2 separate regions of the Homo sapiens genome follow, and region 2 is linked to region 1. A link is a contact called in ENCODE Hi-C or POLR2A ChIA-PET data. All regions are on one chromosome and are shown on one strand. Each heading gives the region's core, a stretch centred on a gene start or an enhancer-like site at or near the end of the contact. The rest is flanking DNA. Distances are from core to core; before and after follow the strand shown. Region 1 holds the start of MRPL48 (mitochondrial ribosomal protein L48). Region 2 holds the start of NEU3 (neuraminidase 3).

What was found. Hi-C counts contacts between places; a loop is a spot of excess contacts on that map. ChIA-PET counts read pairs that join two places held with the same protein, here RNA polymerase II (POLR2A). Pooled maps may share reads with other maps.
Region 2: a loop to region 1 is called in a pooled map, with 2.7 times the contacts of the local background. The contact joins the promoter of NEU3 here to the promoter of MRPL48 in region 1. A Hi-C loop is called at or near these places in 4 of 50 pooled maps. POLR2A ChIA-PET finds 5 or more read pairs at or near these places in 2 of 52 experiments (CD8-positive, alpha-beta memory T cell and Caco-2).

Annotation. Positions count from the first base shown.
Region 1 is chr11:73,786,354-73,790,013 of GRCh38, reverse strand. It overlaps MRPL48 (mitochondrial ribosomal protein L48), which reads right to left and starts at 2,140. Exons shown (of 8, transcript NM_016055.6): 1 at 2,022-2,140. The coding sequence starts at 2,042. RefSeq lists enhancers at 1,927-2,006, 2,147-2,206.
Region 2 is chr11:74,986,876-74,990,549 of GRCh38, reverse strand. It overlaps NEU3 (neuraminidase 3), which reads right to left and starts at 1,617. Exons shown (of 3, transcript NM_006656.6): 1 at 1,396-1,617. The coding sequence starts at 1,489. RefSeq lists enhancers at 1,348-1,537, 1,818-1,867.

The DNA of each region.
Region 1 (3,660 bases), core at 891-3,390:
TGAGTGAAAAGAATCACTTGAACCCAGGAGTTCAAGGATTTAGTAAACTATGACTGCACCATTGCACTCTAGCCTGGGTGACAAAGTGAGACCCTGTCTCTAAACAAAAACAAAGCCTAGGTTCCAGTCATTCATTCAAGCCATCAGTATGACATTAAAGTCTCTATTATATACCAGACATGAGGCTTCCATTTCCTCATCTGTTGCATCTGCCAGGATTATCTCGTGATATTGTGAAGATCAAATGAAATTGTGTAAATGAAAATTTATTAACTATAGAACAATATCAATATTATTATTTGCATCATCCTTCATTCCTTACAAAATATTCCTGTTTACATTATTCCCTATAGTCTCTACAATTCCATGTGGTGGGCATCATCTGCATTTTACAGATAGGAAACAGAAGCAGTAAAGTTAAATAACTTGCCCAAGGTCATAACAAGAGACAGAACTGTCTGACAAATCCCATGACCTTCCTTATAAATGTAAAGTATTAACTAACACTTTGAGACAGACTTACATTTGGCAAATAATGACGAGGTTAGCTGACTAAAGCAACTAAGGAGTCGGGAAGAGAACAGTGGCATCAGACGTCGAGAGGCCTTATATACCCATGTCAGATGCTGGCCTTAATGACAGATTTCCATGGGCTCTTTTCCAGGAGTTCCAGACCAGCCTGAGCAATATGGTGAAACATGGAGAACCGAATGGTTGGAAATAGTATTCCTTGAAAAATAATCCCTCCCTTTTAGCCCTTCTTGGAACCAAGGCAAATCAAGGAGTGTAGTCACCAGTGTGACCATCTTTAACAATGGAATTTTGAAACTTTCTGATTTTTTTTTCTATTATCTTGGCACCATATTTGGCCAAATTCTTACAAACTGGCTAAGGTGAACAAGTGAATTGTTTCATAAAGGATGAAGTGAGGCGTGGGCCCTCACACATTCAAGGGCAGCCCCAAGGTAACCACAGGTAGACCCATGAGCTGCAACGACCATGCTGACCTATGAATCATGGAAATATAGTTGCCACAATTAATGCCTAAAACAAAATTTTAATATAAATTGCTAAAATGAGTCATTAATCTAAGCAGCATGATACAATTGAAAGAGCACAAATGAAATCTGTTAAATCTGTTAAGGGAACGGGAGAAAGCCCAGGAACACATTTATAGTGGTTCATACGGTTTTATGACAGTCACTTAAATAAGGTTTTGGAAACGAAAATGTTGTTAATTATTGCAGGGCGCGGTGGCTCATGCCTGTAATCCCGGCACTTTGGGAGGCCGAGGCGGGCAGATCACGTGGTCAGGAATTCGAGACCAGCCTGGCCAACACAGTGAAACCCCGTCTCTACTAAAAATACAAAAATTAGCCCGGCATGGTGTCCCGCGCCTGTAGTCCCAGCTACTGAGGAGGCTGAGGCAGGAGAATCGCTTGAACCCGGAAGGCGAAGGTTGTGGTGAGCCGGGATCGCACCACTGCACTCCAGCCTGGGCAACAGAGCGAAATCCGTCAAAAAAAAAAAAAAAAAAAAAAGAAAGAAAAGAACAAAAACCTAGTTTATTACTGCTGTTTCCTTATTACCAGGTAGCTTCACATCCTCATCAGTTCAGCAAGTCAAAACTGCATTCTTAGAAAAAATTCTGGAAGTTGATAACTGAATGCAAATATAAAATGACCTGCCCAAGGTCACACAGTTAATCGGGACCGTATCCTGGTGTCGTGATTCCCATCGCAGAGCTCTCCCTTTTCCAGAAACTGGGTGGAGAGAGTGGCATGTGGTGTGGGCGTGGCACGGGTCGGCTCGGCAGAGTTCGCCCCGGGTGGAAAGGAATCTGCTCAGCCCCTTCAACGCCAGGCAGCCGCATGTGCTGCTGGGAAGGACCTTGGGCGCCCCAGTGTCTCATCCCCGGATGTCCGCGCGCCGCCACCTCCCCGCTCTGCACCCTCCGCCATCTCCCCTCTCTGCACCGTCCGCCATCTCCCCGCGCCCCGCGTGCGTGGAATCTACGTTACCTTTTCCAAGGTTCCGCTCATCCTTTGCTGCTGCGCGGCCTCTAGCTGTGCAAACCGAAGACCGGACCCTGCAGCCGCGTTCCCAGGGCGTCTGAAAACACTGAAGGAACGGCCTTGACCAGGTGCAGCAGCAATATCCCACCGAGACTCACTCAACTTCCACATCATTTTAGTTCCGGAAGCTTCTGAAATTCAGAGTCTAGAAATTCTCCTGCTTTCCACCCTCACTCAGGTTGTCACATTCACTGCTGTTTCTCCAGAAAGAATTAATTACCATCTCTGTGTTACCCCAGTACTTAGCACACAATTCTAATTTTTCGCTTACAATATTATACACTAATGATTTGTTACCACCTCTTCTCTGTATTTGAAAGTTCTTAAAAGACTGAGATCCTGTCTGATTAATTCCTTTCAGCGTCTAGCACAGATCTGACTTTTTTGTTTGTTTGAGACGGAGTCTCGCTCTGTTGCGCAGGCTGGAGTGTAGTGGCACGATCTCAGCTCACTGCCACCTCCGCCTCTCGGGTTCAAGCAATTCTGTCTCCAAGTAGCTGGGATTACAGGTGCCCGCCACCACGCCCGCCTAATTTTTATATTTTTACTAGAGATGAGGTTTCTCCATGTTTGTCAGGCTGGTCTTGAACTCCCGACCTCAGGTGATCCGCCCGCCTCGGCCTCCTAAAGTGCTGGGATTACAAGCGTGAGCCACCAGGCCCAGCCAATCATCTCTTAAATTGAGTTTAGAAGTCAGATTTCCACGTCCTGTGCTAGATGCTGGAATAAATTAGTCAGGATCTCAGTCCTTGAGGAACTCAATCAAAATAATAGCAAAAAATAATTAGTATCTAGTAACAAATAATTAGTATCTAGTATGGTAAGTGAAATACCAGAATTGTGTGCAAAGTACTGAGGTAACACAGATACGACAATTAATTATGCTTGGAAATATAATGGACCAGGCATACCTCCTCCAGTACAGTGATTGATTATTGCCTAATAAATGCTATTGGGGTTTTAGAAGTGAAATTTTAAATAAGAAAAAAAAAATCAATCAAATGCTAGTATGTGCCAGGTCGGTTCTTTATGGGTGTATGGGTTCATTTAGTCTTTCCAATAACCCTATGAGGCTGAGGATCATTATACCCATTTCACAGATGAGGAACAGAGACAGGAAGAAGGTACCTAGTTAACATAATGTTATATAAGTGGTGAGCTGTTTCATTTCCGTGCCTGTGCTTCATCTATTTTATGGGACTGTGACTATAGGTTTGCAAAAGGGCAGGTTGGCAGCCAGAGAGTTTCTTTCCTTGTCTAGTCCAGGTAAATACAATCTAATAAGATACATGGCCGGGTGCGGTGGCTCATGCCTGTAATCCCAGCACTTTGGGAGGCCAAGGCAGGCGGATCACAAGGTCGGGAGTTTGAGACCAGCCTGACCAAAACTGTGAAACTCCGTCTCTACTAAAAATACAAAAATTAGCTGGGCGTAGTGGTGCATGCCTGTAATCCCAGCTACTCAGGAGCCTGAGGCAGGAGAATTGCCTGAATCCGGGAGGCAGAGCTTGCAGTGAGCCGAGACGGCGCCATTGCACTCCAGCCTGGGCGACAACGAAACTCCATCCCAAAAAAAAAAAAAAAA
Region 2 (3,674 bases), core at 368-2,867, 1.2 Mb before region 1:
CATCTCTACTAAAAATACAAAAAAAATTGGCCAGGCATGGTGGCATCCACCTGTAATCCCAGCTATTCGGGAGGCTGAGGCAGGAGAATCACTTGAAACCAGGAGACGGAGGTTGCAGTGAGCCGAGACTGCACCACTGCACTCCAGCTTGGGTGACACAGCAAGACTCCATCTCAAAAAAAAAAGGAAATGGAGAGGAAATAGGGAAATAATCACCAAAGGAGAAGCACAACTTGTCACATGGGCTGGATTCAAGTCTCAGCTCCATTTCTTGCTGCATGACGTTTTGATGGTTACTCAACCTCTAGGTCTTGGATTCCTTGCTTGTAAACTATGGATAATAATACCTACCTAAGCAGATCAATATGAAGAACCACTCAAAAGTGTTTTATAAATTTTAAACTGCTGTTTTAATAGGTGTCTTTAATTATAAATTTTGATGTCCTCACAATTTCATTTATGCTTTATTATCACTATAACAATTAGAGCCATTAATTTTTGTAATTATGCTGATCGTGTTGATGACAGAAGTAATATAGATGGTGATTCTGGCATTGCCACCCAAAACGTTTCACACAAATCAGGTGCTGGAAACGGGATAGAAAATAATCAGATATGGGCCTGCTCTGGGGTTCATTTAAGCAGAGAATTCAAATGATTACTTGCTGCTCGATATAATCACTTTCCCATCAAGTCCTTCCCGCTTTCTTACTGGGAGAGAGTATAGCCTAGCATGGACTCTGAAGTCTGACTTATCTTTGACACTTACTAGCAAGTCACTTTACTTCTGAGCTTCAGTTTCCTCACTTATAAAATGGAGATAATACCGCCTACTTCTCAGACTATAATAATGTAATTCCACAGCCTCCAACTAACCCAATGAGCCTCCAGTGAATCCCAGGAGGCCTTCCTATCTCATTTATTCACTCCTAACAAGTAATATTTAAGGAGCACCTACCACGTGCCAGACCTTTGAAGATCTGTAGTCTAAACCCTCTCATGGTATAGATGGGAAAACTCGGGCCCGGGATGGGGACAAAGCTTACTGAACGCCACTCCACAGTAAAATCTGGACCAAGACCCAGGTCTCCTAAGTTGAAACTGAAGCTCAGGGCTCTTTCTGCCGCCCAGAGACCTTTGGTAAGCAGGGCTTTTCCAGTCTCAGTTCCCTTTCATCTCTGGAGTGATAATTCTGAGGTTTAAGTTCGGCTTCTGTGAGAACGAATAAAAATAGGACTAGCCAAGAATTCTCTGGCCAGGTCAGATCCTAGCCGACTAGGTGGCTCTGTCTCAATAATCCAAGGCTGGATTTCCCAAACGCAGATGGTCTTGCTCAACCTGTCCCCACAGTTGAGTCCTCCTCGGGGAGCTCTCCTGTCTCCCAACCCCGCTCACCTGCACTGGACCCCGGCTCCTCCGTCTCTGTCGGGGCAGAGCTGGACGCCGGGGATTCTTCCATGGGGCGCGGGGGCAGGTCCGCAGGTCTCATTCGCCGAAGCCCGGAAGAGGCACCGGCCCCAAGGCTGGGGAGACTGAGACAGAGGAGGATAGAGAGGGAGAAACAACTGAGACGGAGGACACGGAGACAAGCCCCGAGAAGCGAAGAGCGTGTCGACTGCCGGAAACAGGTAACGGCAACGAAAAGAGGCGGGCGCAGGCTGTAGTCAGTGGCGGTTGGGGCCAACCGTTGGCCTACTCCGCGAGCCCTCCCCGTCCCGCCCCCTCGGCGCTGCCCCTCCCTCCAGCCCGCAGCTCGGTCCCCACCACGGCGTGGGACCGGCACCACCTCCACCCTCGCCAACTCAGCTCAAGCCCTGGGCCCACCTCAGTTCCCAACGGCCGCCTCCTCTCTTCAGTGCCACAGCCCCGAGCTCTTATATTGGTCTGTAGCTCGGTATCACCGCCTAAAGCTTCCCTGGACAGCCTGAGAGTTGAGCAAAGGTTCCCGGCCTCAGAGGGTACCCTACAAAAAGGACCAGAGGTCCAGAGCATTGGCTACTCTCCTTGCAAAATATGAAAATGAAAATATATTCATATATATAATTTATGTGTGTGTATATACACACATTTACATACATAGATTTGTCACATAGCACTGAGTCCATTCTTCTGTTTCACAGTACCGGAATTTAAGCCCCCCTCTCCCCAGCCAAAGAGGAAAGGACTGATCTAAGGTCATTTTTTATCTGGGACTAAGTACAACGTAAAGGTAATAGGCTGGGCCTGGTGGCTTATGCCTACAATCTCAGCGCTTTGGAAGGCCTACGTGGGAGGATGCCTTGAGCCCAGGAGTTGGAGGCTGTGGTGAGCTGTGATTGCACCACTGCACTCCAGCCTGGGTGACAGAGCGAGACCCTGTCTCTAAAATATAACAATTTTAAAAAGAAGAAATTTTACAAACGCCAATAAAAGGAAAGACAGACTGCTAACTTAGAGGACATAAAAATGTAAAGCTTCTGTAAATTTGAATTCGTGATATTTTTCTCATTAAAAAAAATCCTGTGCTGAGGCAGGGAACATACAAGATGAGCCTGGAACATCGTGGTGCCACAAGGAAAGAACTCACAAAATGATGAGGGTTCTTTGAAAGAACATAGGTGCCAACCTCAATACAACCTGCTGTATTTTTCTAAAAAAAAAAAAAAAAAAAAGAAAAAAAAAAAGGCCTAGAACCAGAGACCAACTCATCGTAATAAGCCCAAATAATGGGTCTTTTTTATTTTTATTTTTATTTTTTGAGATGGAGTGTGTCTCTGCCGCCCAGGCTGGAGTGCAGTGGCGTCATCTTGGCTCACTGCAAGCTCCGCCTCCCGGGTTCACGCCATTCTCCTGCCTCAGCCTCCCGAGTAGCTGGGACTACAGGCGCCCACCACCACGCCCGGCTAATTTTTTGTATTTTTTATAGAGACGGGGTTTCACCATGTTAGCCAGGATGATCTCGATCTCCTGACCTCGTGATCCGCCCGCCTCGGCCTACCAAAGTGCTGGGATTACAGGCGTGAGCCACCGCGCCTGGCAATAATGGGTCTTAAAATACTATTTTGTCCCCAAAGGAACCAGGGTTCCATGAAAAAAATGGCTGATTTTAGGTGCAGGGAAGAAAATTTATAAGATTAGCCTAGAACATCTTAACAGAAAGCAAGAAAGCCATAAAAGACTATTTCAGGTCATGTCAAAAGAAGGTAAGAATCAATTTGAAGGTGATTCCACTGGCCAAATATGGAAAAATTAGAACATCAAAAAGAACAAGGACTGCAAAGAAAGTTCATATCGACATATGGAGAAAAATGTCACTTTGGTCACCTCAGAGTTTGCTAAGGAAAGCAGCTTTTTATTCTGCCTTTCCTGTACAAACCCTATTTCTGGGTAACTAAATAGTTGATGGGGAAAAGTTCTCCTTCATAAAATAATTAACTGACCAATGCCAAATGAATGATAGAATTTCATCATTTTGTCCTTTAATGACAAAATGAATTTAATGAATCTAGACAGCAATTATCAATAGCTACTAAAAGCTACACCCTTATTGCTCACCTTTTCTTCCCTTCCTACTTTCCCACCTCATTATGGCACTCCCTGCATCTCTCACATATACTATTGCCCTCAGGTCCTGGTCTCAGAACTTGCCTCTGGGAGAACTCAAATAAAGACCCTATACCAGGAGATAAGAACAA